Linked DNA regions of Homo sapiens: regions 2 and 3 are each linked to region 1. The links are chromatin contacts, found by Hi-C or POLR2A ChIA-PET in ENCODE. All regions are on one chromosome and are shown on one strand. Each heading gives the region's core, a stretch centred on a gene start or an enhancer-like site at or near the end of the contact. The rest is flanking DNA. Distances are from core to core; before and after follow the strand shown. Region 1 holds the start of KIF1B (kinesin family member 1B). Region 2 holds the start of CLSTN1 (calsyntenin 1). Region 3 overlaps CLSTN1 (calsyntenin 1).

The links. Hi-C counts contacts between places; a loop is a spot of excess contacts on that map. ChIA-PET counts read pairs that join two places held with the same protein, here RNA polymerase II (POLR2A). Pooled maps may share reads with other maps.
Region 2: a pooled map shows a loop between it and region 1 (6-fold over the local background). The contact joins the promoter of CLSTN1 here to the promoter of KIF1B in region 1. A Hi-C loop is called at or near these places in 6 of 50 pooled maps. POLR2A ChIA-PET finds 5 or more read pairs at or near these places in 2 of 52 experiments (HEK293T and activated B cell).
Region 3: a pooled map shows a loop between it and region 1 (2.7-fold over the local background). The contact joins the enhancer-like site here to the promoter of KIF1B in region 1. A Hi-C loop is called at or near these places in 1 of 50 pooled maps. POLR2A ChIA-PET finds 5 or more read pairs at or near these places in 2 of 52 experiments (activated B cell and activated T-cell).

What each region holds. Positions count from the first base shown.
Region 1 is chr1:10,208,673-10,211,819 of GRCh38, forward strand. KIF1B (kinesin family member 1B) reads left to right here and starts at 1,898. Exons shown (of 49, transcript NM_001365951.3): 1 at 1,898-2,206. RefSeq lists silencers at 1,119-1,413, 1,500-1,579, 1,610-2,129 and an enhancer at 3,031-3,147.
Region 2 is chr1:9,821,981-9,825,302 of GRCh38, forward strand. CLSTN1 (calsyntenin 1) reads right to left here and starts at 1,985. Exons shown (of 19, transcript NM_001009566.3): 1 at 1,663-1,985. The coding sequence starts at 1,753. RefSeq lists silencers at 1,707-1,786, 1,797-1,946, 2,117-2,166, 2,187-2,246 and an enhancer at 1,859-2,575.
Region 3 is chr1:9,798,970-9,802,108 of GRCh38, forward strand. All of the region lies in intron 1 of CLSTN1 (calsyntenin 1), which reads right to left. Among named protein-coding and RNA genes, the nearest start is that of CLSTN1, 23 kb to the right of the region's middle. Within about 2 kb of position 1,307, at least 4 of the 41 ENCODE cell types and tissues checked have a DNase peak (open chromatin) inside an H3K27ac peak, as active enhancers do.

The DNA.
Region 1 (3,147 bases), core at 648-3,147:
ATTCTTTTTAGATTGTGCTCCATTGAGAGCTCAAGCAATACAGCCACCCAGGTTTTCGTAACTCTCCATGGCGCTCACCACAGTATTTACGCAAGGAGGTCCACGCTATGATGAAGTGGTGTCTACTGTTGAATTGATGAGTTCCTCTTTATTAACCTACTATAGTTTCATTTTACTCTTAGCCGTCAGGAAGCTAAGAGCTGAGTTCTGTGCTCAGTGGCAACATATTTCCTTGACTATGGATTTTTAAAATATTGTTTTTCTGGCCGGGCGCGGTGGCTCATTCCTGTAATCCCAGCACTTTGAGAGGCTGAGACAGGTGGATCACCTGAGGTCAGGAGTTCAAGACCAACCTGACCAACATAGTGAAACACCGTCTCTACTAAAAATACAAAAATTAGCCGGGCGTGGTGGCAGGCACCTGTAATCCCAGCTACTCGGGAGGCTGAGGCAGGAGAATCGCTTGAACCTGGGAGGCGGAGGTTGCAGAGATTTGACATCGTGCCACTGAGCTCAGCCTGGGCGAGAGTAAAACTCTGTCTCAAAACAAAACAAAAAAATTTTTCTTTCTAGGCATGCCTCTCATTCAAACAGCTTTTAAAAAGTCTCTTGCTTGTTTCATTATTATGAATTTTACGCCTATTTTAAAGCTATACGGTTTCACTGCTGTATGCTTTAGTGTAAGCTATGTCAAATCCTTTTGCAGGTAGGTGGAGCTTAAATTCTATAAAATGAGACGTGATCAATAAAAGCGGATGAAGAGTCTGAGGACTTGAGTGGTGGTGGAGATTTTCCAGAATTATTAGTGTAGAAAATTAATTTCGATGTTTTAGTGCATATGCTTGTACATAATACCTTTTACTCACAATAATACTGTATTTAATTCAGGGGAAGACATGTGATTTTACTTTCAATGTCTGCTAGTAAATAAAAATAATTCACAACCTTATAAAGTAATAGTGCTCGGCCTGGGCCTGATAATTGAATATATTATCACTGAAGATTATATTTTGTTAAGTACTGAATTGAACAGTTTCTGAACAGTGAGATTTTTCTTTCCAGCTGAATCTAAATCTGATTTTAAAGAAATCACTGCTCGTGCTTTTGTGTCCTCCGGGTTTCTAACTTCCACTCTCCCTCCTTCAAGGGCATCTCCCAGAAGGGGGCTGGGCTCGTTAACTCAGGGACGGTGCAAAGCGTTTGTTCCTCTCCTCACAGCCCTTCCGCGGTCTCCCAAGGAGACAAGTGGAATGCCCACCAAGTCATGCTTTTCCATTACTCATTCCGCCTTCTCTCCCGAGGTGGCGCGTGGGAGGTGTTTTGCTCGGGTTCTGTAAGAATAGGCCAGGCAGCTTCCCGCGGGATGCGCTCATCCCCTCTCGGGGTTCCGCTCCCACCGCGCCGCGTTCGGCCGGTTCCGCCTGCGAGATGTTTTCCGACGGACAATGATTCCACTCTCGGCGCCTCCCATGTTGATCCCAGCTCCTCTGCGGGCGTCAGGACCCCTGGGCCCCGCCCCGCTCCACTCAGTCAATCTTTTGTCCCCGTATAAGGCGGATTATCGGGGTGGCTGGGGGCGGCTGATTCCGACGAATGCCCTTGGGGGTCACCCGGGAGGGAACTCCGGGCTCCGGCTTTGGCCAGCCCGCACCCCTGGTTGAGCCGGCCCGAGGGCCACCAGGGGGCGCTCGATGTTCCTGCAGCCCCCCGCAGCAGCCCCACTCCCCGGCTCACCCTACGATTGGCTGGCCGCCCCGAGCTCTGTGCTGTGATTGGTCACAGCCCGTGTCCGTCGCGGGCGCCGGGGCGGATACGAGGTGACGCGCAGAGGCCCAGCTCGGGGCGGTGTCCCGCGCCGGCGACTGCGGGCGGAGTTTCGCGAGGGCCGAAGCGGGGCAGTGTGACGGCAGCGGTCCTGGGAGGCGCCCGCGCGCGTCGGAGCAGCTCCCCGTCCTCCGCAGCCGTCACCGCCGGCCGTCGCCGCGCCCTGGCCTCCCGCACTCGCGCACTCCTGTCCGCCGCCCACCGCCCACCTCCCACCTCGATGCGGTGCCGGGCTGCTGCGTGATGGGGCTGCGGAGCGGCGCCCTGCGGCTCGCGGCGGCCGCTGCTCGCGCTGAGGTGCGTCGGTGCCCGGCCCCCCGCGCCCCCGCGCGCCGCGGCTCCTGTTGACCCGGTCCGCCCGTCGGTCTGCAGCGCGGCTGAGGTAAGGCGGCGGGGCTGGCCGCGGTTGGCGCCGCGGTCGCGGGGTTGGGGAGGGGGCCGCTTCCGCGGGGAGGAGCGGCCGGGCCGGGGTCCGGGCGGGGTCTGAGGGGAGGTAGCGCGGGACGGGCGCCGGGTGCGGGAGCCTCGCCCTCGGGGGAGGGGACCCCTCCCTAGGCCAGCAGCGAGTCCCGGGCCGGCGTCCAGCGGTCGGCTGGGGCCCCCGCAGTGCCCTGCACCGGCCCTCCGTTTCCCCCGCGCTGCCAGGCCCCGGCTGTGCCCAGCGCTCTCCAGACCCGCCGCTGCCTGGCCGTTCCCTGGGCTCCGCGCACGTTGCAGCCCGGGGGGCGGCTGTGCTTCGTTTGAAGCCATCGTTTCTCATTTTCCCTCTCCCCTTTCCTCCTTTGTGGTGGGCATCGGGCTTCGGCTGGGAATGTGGTTATGCCCTTTGCCAGATGGCGATAGGAAAGGTCATCGCTTGGCGCTGGGGGAGCCGAGGGCTCGAGGCCTGGAAAGAGGGGTGCGATAGGAAGGGAGGGGGCTTGTTGGATGCTGGCCAGGTGTGAGGAAGGCTGGTGTGGTCTCGGCATTCAGCCGACTGGGATTACTCGGGCAGCCATATTGGGAGGATGATCTGACAAATCCTTTAGGAGCCAAGTCCAGTTGTTGGAAGGCACCGAGTGACAGCCCTGGCAGCTTTCAGGGTGACTGGCCAGACCAGAAGCCAAGTTGTGGGGGTTGGGAGGCTGCTTGAGCAAGCTAGTCATTGTTCATGCAACACAAAACATTCCCGCCCCTAACGCCAGAATGGAGCTTCCAGATCCCTTTTTTTTTTTTTCCTTGATTGCTAAATGAGCTTCCAAGGTAAACTGCCTTCAAGATTCCATTCTTGTTGGGGTGAAATTCCGTGTTTCTCTATTCATCTTCTGCGTCCAGTGCGGGGGC
Region 2 (3,322 bases), core at 735-3,234, 390 kb before region 1:
TAAGTAACCAAGGCAATTAAATAATGACTAACAAATGTAGGTGCTATTTAAGAAAGCACCAATTTTAACAAGAAATGGTATCACTGACTAAATATACTTAAACTGTTCCCAAAATACCCAATCCAAGCACATATTTTTAAAATGTGTGGGTTTTCCCCAAGAGAAGCAAAACTTTTGACATTTCTCTTGGATATATTAGAGTTTCAGACCTCCAACCCACATCTGGAAAGAACATTTCAAACTTAGCTTGATGTTACTTTTAAAAATCAAATGGCCAGCAATGAGATACTTAGTGACTAAGATCTGAATTTGACAGAGTCAACAGAATGTTAGAAATGAAATAAAAGAAGTATTCAAAGTTTATCATCCTCGATGTTTAGAAAGGAACATGGAACAAAAGATGCATTTGCCGCCTCTGCCCTTTAATTCGTGAACACCATACTTCTCTCCTTATGTCACGCCAGGGAAGGGAAAATAAGAATTTTTAAAAAGCTTGCTAAATTCAAATATGACCATTTCATCTAGATTTCTATCAATCCTCCTCCCCAAAATTTCTTTTGATTAAAAAAAAATCAGAACAACAGATTTAAGCCTACAGTAGATTCTACAGACTACACCTAGATTACTCTGCTCTAAGGCCAAGGAAAATGTTTACGATTTCAAGATCCACTCAGAAGCAAATACTGTATCTGCAATGCGTAAGCTTTTCGTTGGCAAGACCAGTCAATAGCAGAGGCATGCAAGGTTTAAAAGGTTAAGTGGATGAAGGTTAAAAGCTAATAATAAATTAGCCAAGAAATACTACTTCCCACCGAGCCATAAAATAATTTCGGTCCTACAATCCTAAAAAACCAGAGAGGTTTCTCGTTTTTGTAGAGAACATCTAACCCTCCACGGTCTAAATGACCGTCAGAAAAACAGCACCAAGGCACCAGGGGTAGCAGAGACGGAGATTTCTAACACTGGGTGAGCCCGCGGTCGCAAATCTCATCGCGATTTCACCTTTGGGTGAAAAGGTGGGAGGGAAGCACTAAGTTTCAGCCTCGGCTCCACTGGAAACAGACAACGTCTGAAGGACTCTGGGAGGAGGCGGAAAGGGGCGAAGTCGTGGTGTCCGCGGTGCAGCAACACAGAATCGGGATCTTGGAAACGGGATGCGGAGGAGTGGGCTCTTATGTAAGCACACACCAAAACTGTGCGTGCACCCCCCGCCTGATGCACATCTGAGCACACGTACACAGAGCATCTCACCCAGGGGTGCAGCCCCAGCCTGCGTGCGCCGCTGAGCAGGGCGGACTGACCCTTCGGCCCGTCTGCACGTTCCCCCAAATCAGCGCAGCCACCACCATGGGCTGCAGTGGGGGCAGCCCAGGCTCAGGAGCCCCGCCCGGGACGGAGCCTGGCTTCCCCGGGACGCCTGCAGCGCGCGCCCACAGTCTCCTGCGCCCTGGCCCCGGCTCCGCGAGCCCGACCCCCAACCCGAACCCCACGCCCTGACCCGGCTCCCTGCGCTCGGACCCGACTCCCCGCATCCCGGCTCGAATCCCGGCATCCGGCCCTACTCCCGCACCCGGACCCGAATCCCCGCACCGGGACCCGAATCCTGCACCCGGACCCGAATCCCGCACCGACCCAGCGGCCCGGCCCAGCCCCGGGGCTTACCTCGCGCGGCCCAGACCCCGCCGCCGCACAGCAGCCCGGCCAGCAGCAGCCGGGCGGCCGGGGCCAGCGCGGGAGCGGGGCGGCGCAGCATCGCCAGCCCGGGGCGGGAGCGGCAGGGAGGCGCGCGGGACGCCGAGCGGAGCTCTCGGAGCTCTCGGGGCTCTAGGGGCCTGGGGCTAGCTGCTCCGCGGCGCGGGGAGCTCCGGGGGTCCAAGGAGGAGCCGCCGCCGCCGCCGCCGTGACGCTGGGCCGCGCGCTCAGGACGCGGCGCCCTCCCCGCCTCAGAGCAGCGTCTTGCTGAAGGCAGCGGCAGCAACTAAGATGGCGGCGGCGCTCTCTCTCGGGTCCGGCGAGGGTACCCGGCCGGGGGCGGGGTGGCGGCGGGAGGGGCGGGGATGGGGAGCGACGCGAGGCGCGCGCGCGGCGGACCCTGGGAGCGCGCGGGCCCGGGAGGGGCGGGGGAGAGGAGCGGAGGGAGCGCGCGCGGCGGACCCGGCAGCGGGCGCGCGCCTCCGAGCCCGTCGGCCCCGCCTGGAGCGCGCGCCCGCGGGGACGCGCCTGGGGTGGGTTCCGAGCGGCCGGGAGGGGCCCGGGGGACTGTATCCCTTTCCCTGGCCGCAGATGGAGAGCCTCAACTCCGCGTCCCTACGCGCGCTCCCGGGCTCCTAAGGCCGGGTGAGCGGTACCCGGGGACCCGCTCCTCCTTCTCCACCCCGAGGACTCATCCTTCCCACCCGCTCCGCCGAGGAGCGCAGACCCCGGCGGAGCAGTGCGGCCCAGGACCCTTGTCACTTCGGGCAGGTCGCGTCGCCCCCCAGAACCTCGGGGTCCTCGTCTCCCCAGTAGAGGTGTTGAGAGGGGTCACGAAAGGGGGTCCAGGAGACGAGGTCAGCGAAACGCGCCTGGTAAACAGTTAAGGGCCGCGCAGCACTACCCACACCGGCTCCCGCCCCGGGACCTGCCCCCGGGGAGTCTGTCCTGAATTCACTGAAGGAATCTATTTGTGACTTTCAAAAGGCGGCTGGTGTGCGCGCTCTTTCTCAGTGACATGGTGCGATGCTGGTTCTTAGAAATGCGGAGGTCCGAATGGATAGAGAGGACAGAGAAGCCCTCCCCCTCTACCGTGGATCCCTACAGGGATCTTGGGGTCCTCCCAATTTCCCAGCGTCCAGCGGCCCCCTCCTCCTCGCCTCTGGACCCCTGGCACCCCCCCGCAGTGGAGGAAAGGCCTGGAACAGCCGTGGATGGGCGTGTGTGCAGGCACTGTACCCTATGAGACACTACTGGCTCCATTTTGCAGATAAGGAAACTAAGTCAGAAAGGTGAAATGACTTCCCCCGTTGGGACAACTATTGTAAAAAGAATCAGCCCTCAAGGACAGGATGTTCGCATTAGGGGGACACCAACAGCAAAAAGTGGAACCCTAAAATGTTCATTTTTCGAGACCGCTGGAGGAGCTATCCATGAATGTCACTGCTCCAGGTGGGGGTGGAGGAGGCTGGCAGCACTGGAGGCTGGGTGGAGACTGGTTTGTGGGGCGCAGAGGACTTATTTAGGAGACTAGTGGGCAAAGAGCCCAAAAACGTAGACTGAGGTCAGATTGGGGGAATGGACTTGATCCTACAGTCAACAGGAAGACCTGGAACGGCTGGGAACAGCG
Region 3 (3,139 bases), core at 57-2,556, 410 kb before region 1:
CAGGAGTTTGAGCCCATTCTGGCAACAAAGTGAGACCTCATCTCTTACTAAATCAAAATAAATTAGCCAGACATAGTGGTGCACGCCCATGGTCCCAGCTACTCAGGGAGCAGAGATGGGAGGACCACTTGAGCCCAGGAGGTCGAGGATCCAGTGAGCCCTGATCGTGCCACTGAACTCCAGCCTGGGTGACAGAGCAAGACCCTGTCTCAAAAAAGAAAAAAATACATAAATTTTAAAAATTGGAGACACAGGCAAATACACAAGGAATCACAATTTACAGAGCAGAAACCTCCATGGGAACCGGTGCCAGGGTAGGAAAACCTAAGCTGTAATCGACAAACTGCTGGAGTTCAATGTGCAGAACTCTGAGAGTTAAAAATTCCAGGGAGCCGGGCGCGGTGGCTCACGCCTATAATCTCAGCACTTTGGGAGGCAGAGGCGGGTGGATCACGAAGTCAGGAGATCGAGACCATCCTGGCTAACACGGTGAAACCCCGTCTCTACTAAAAATACAAAAAATTAGCTGGGCATGGTGGCGGGCGCCTGTAGTCCCAGCTACTTGGGAGGCTGAGGCAGGAGAATGGTGTGAACCCGGGAGGCAGACTATGCAGTGAGCCGATATCGCGCCACTGCACTCCAGCCTGGGCAACAGAGCAAGACTCCATCTCCCAAAAAAACAAAAAAAAAATGCCAGGCGCGGTGACTCACGCCTGTAATCCCATCACTTTGAGAGGCCGAGGCAGGCAGATCATGAGGTCAAGAGATCCAGACCATCCTGGCCAACATGGTGAAAACCCGTCTCTACTAAAAATACAAAAATTAGCTGGGCGTGCTGGTGGGTGCCTGTAGTCCTAGCTGCTTGGGAGGCTGAGACAGGAGAATCATTTGAACCCGGGAGGCGGAGGTTGCAGTGAGCCAAGATCGTGCCACTGCACTCTAGCCTGGGTGACAGAGCAAGACTCCGTCTCAAAATAAACAAACAAACAAAAAACCACACATAAATGTAACACGTGGATCAACAAAGAAATATCGAGGAGTTTTAAAATGTTTTGAACTAAATGAAAAAGAAAATATAATTTATCAAAATGTGTGGGATGTAGTGAAAGCAGTGCTTAGTGGAAAACTTAAGCATTTAATACATATATTAGAAAAAAAGAAAGAGCTAAAATCAATCATATAAGCTTCAACCTTAGGAAACTAGAAAAAGATCAGCAGATTAAATACAAAGAGAGCAGAAGAAAATGAAATAAAAACTGAAACAAAAATCAATAAAACTGAAAACAGGAACTCAATAGAGAAAACCAACAAAACCAAAAGCTGGTTTTTTGAAAAGATCAATAAAACTGATAAGCCTCTAGCCAGGCTAACTATGAAAAAAAAAGAGAGAAGACACAAATTCCTAGTATCAGAAATGAAAACAGGAACACCGCTATAAGACCCCATGGATTAAAAAGATACATAAAGGGGCTGGGCATGGTGGTTCACGCCTGTAATCCCAGAACTTTGGGAGGCCGAGACAGGAGGATCACGAGGTCAGGAGATCAAGACCATCCTGGCTAATACAGTGAAACCCCGTCTCCACTAGAAAAAAAAAAAAAAAAAAAAAAATTAGCTGGGTGTGGTGGCAGGCGCCTGTAGTCCCAGCTACTCAGGAGGCTGAGGCAGGAGAATGACGTGAACCCAGGAAGCGGACCTTGCAGTGAGCCATGATCGTGCCACTGCACTCCAGCCTGGGCGACAGAGTGAGATTCCATCTCAAAAAAAAAATAAAAATAAAATAAAATAAATAAATAAGAAAAAAAAATACAAAAAAAATTGGCCAGGAGTGTGGTGGCATGCTCCTGTAATCCCAGCTATTCAGGAGGCTGAGGTAGGAGAATAGCTGGAACCTGGGAGGCGGAGGCTGCAGTGAGCCGAGATTGCACCATTGCACTCCAGCCTAGACAACAGAGTGAGACTCAGTCTCAAAAATAAATAAATAAATAAATAAGAGGCTGGGTGCGGTGGCTCACACCTGTAATCCCAGCACTTTGGGAGGCCGAGGCAGATGGATCACCTGAGATCAGGAGTTCGAGACCACCCTGACCAACATGGAGAAACCCCAACTCTACTAAAAATACAAAATTAGCTGGGCATGGTGGCAAGCACCTGTAATCCCAGCTACTTGGGAGGCTGAGGCAGGAGAATCACTTGACCCAGGCGGCGGAGGTTGCAGTAAGCTGAGATCGTGCCATTGCACTCCAGCCTGGGAAACAAGAGCGAAACTCCATCTCAAAAGTAAATAAATAAGAAATATTATGAACAACTCTATGCCTAAAAATTTGATAACCTAGATGAAATTTATCAATTCCCTGGAAGATACAATCTGCCAAAACTCACCCAAGAAAAAGCAAACAATCTAAATAGACCTGTATCTCTTAGAGAAACTAAATCAACAATTAATAACCTTCCAAAACGAAAAGTACCAGACCCAGATGGGTTCACTGGTGAATTGTACCAAACATTTAAGGAAGAAATTACACCAATTCTCTACAGAAGCAAAGGGAATACTTCCTAACTCATTCTGTGAGGTCACCATTATTGTTCGTTTGTTTTTGTTGAGACAGAGTTTCGCTCTTGTTGCCCAGGCTGGAGCGCAGTGGCACGATCTCGGCTCACTGCAACCTCTGCCTTCTGGGTTCAAGTGATTCTCCTGCCTCAGCCTCCCGAGTAGCTGGGATTACAGGCATGCACCACCATGCCCGGCTAACTTTCTGTGTTTTTAGTAGAGATGCGGTTTCTCCATGTTGGTCAGGCTGATCTCGAACTCCGGAGCTCAGGTGATCCGCCCACCTCTGCTTCCCAAAGTGCTGGGATTACAGGCGTGAGCCACCACGCCCGGCCTCGGCCACCATTATTCTATCAAAACCAGACAAAGATGTTACAAGAAAACTACACACCAATATCTCTCATGAACACAGATGCAAAAACCCTCAACAAAGCAAGCAAAAAAACAGCAAACACATGTTTACTATAGTGTTCTAAGTACTTTACAAAATTGGTTCAATCCCCCCACCCACTCTGTGAGAGGGGTATTATTATCATCATCCCCATTTTACAGATGAAGAAACTGAGGCATGTAGAGATTAAGTAAGAT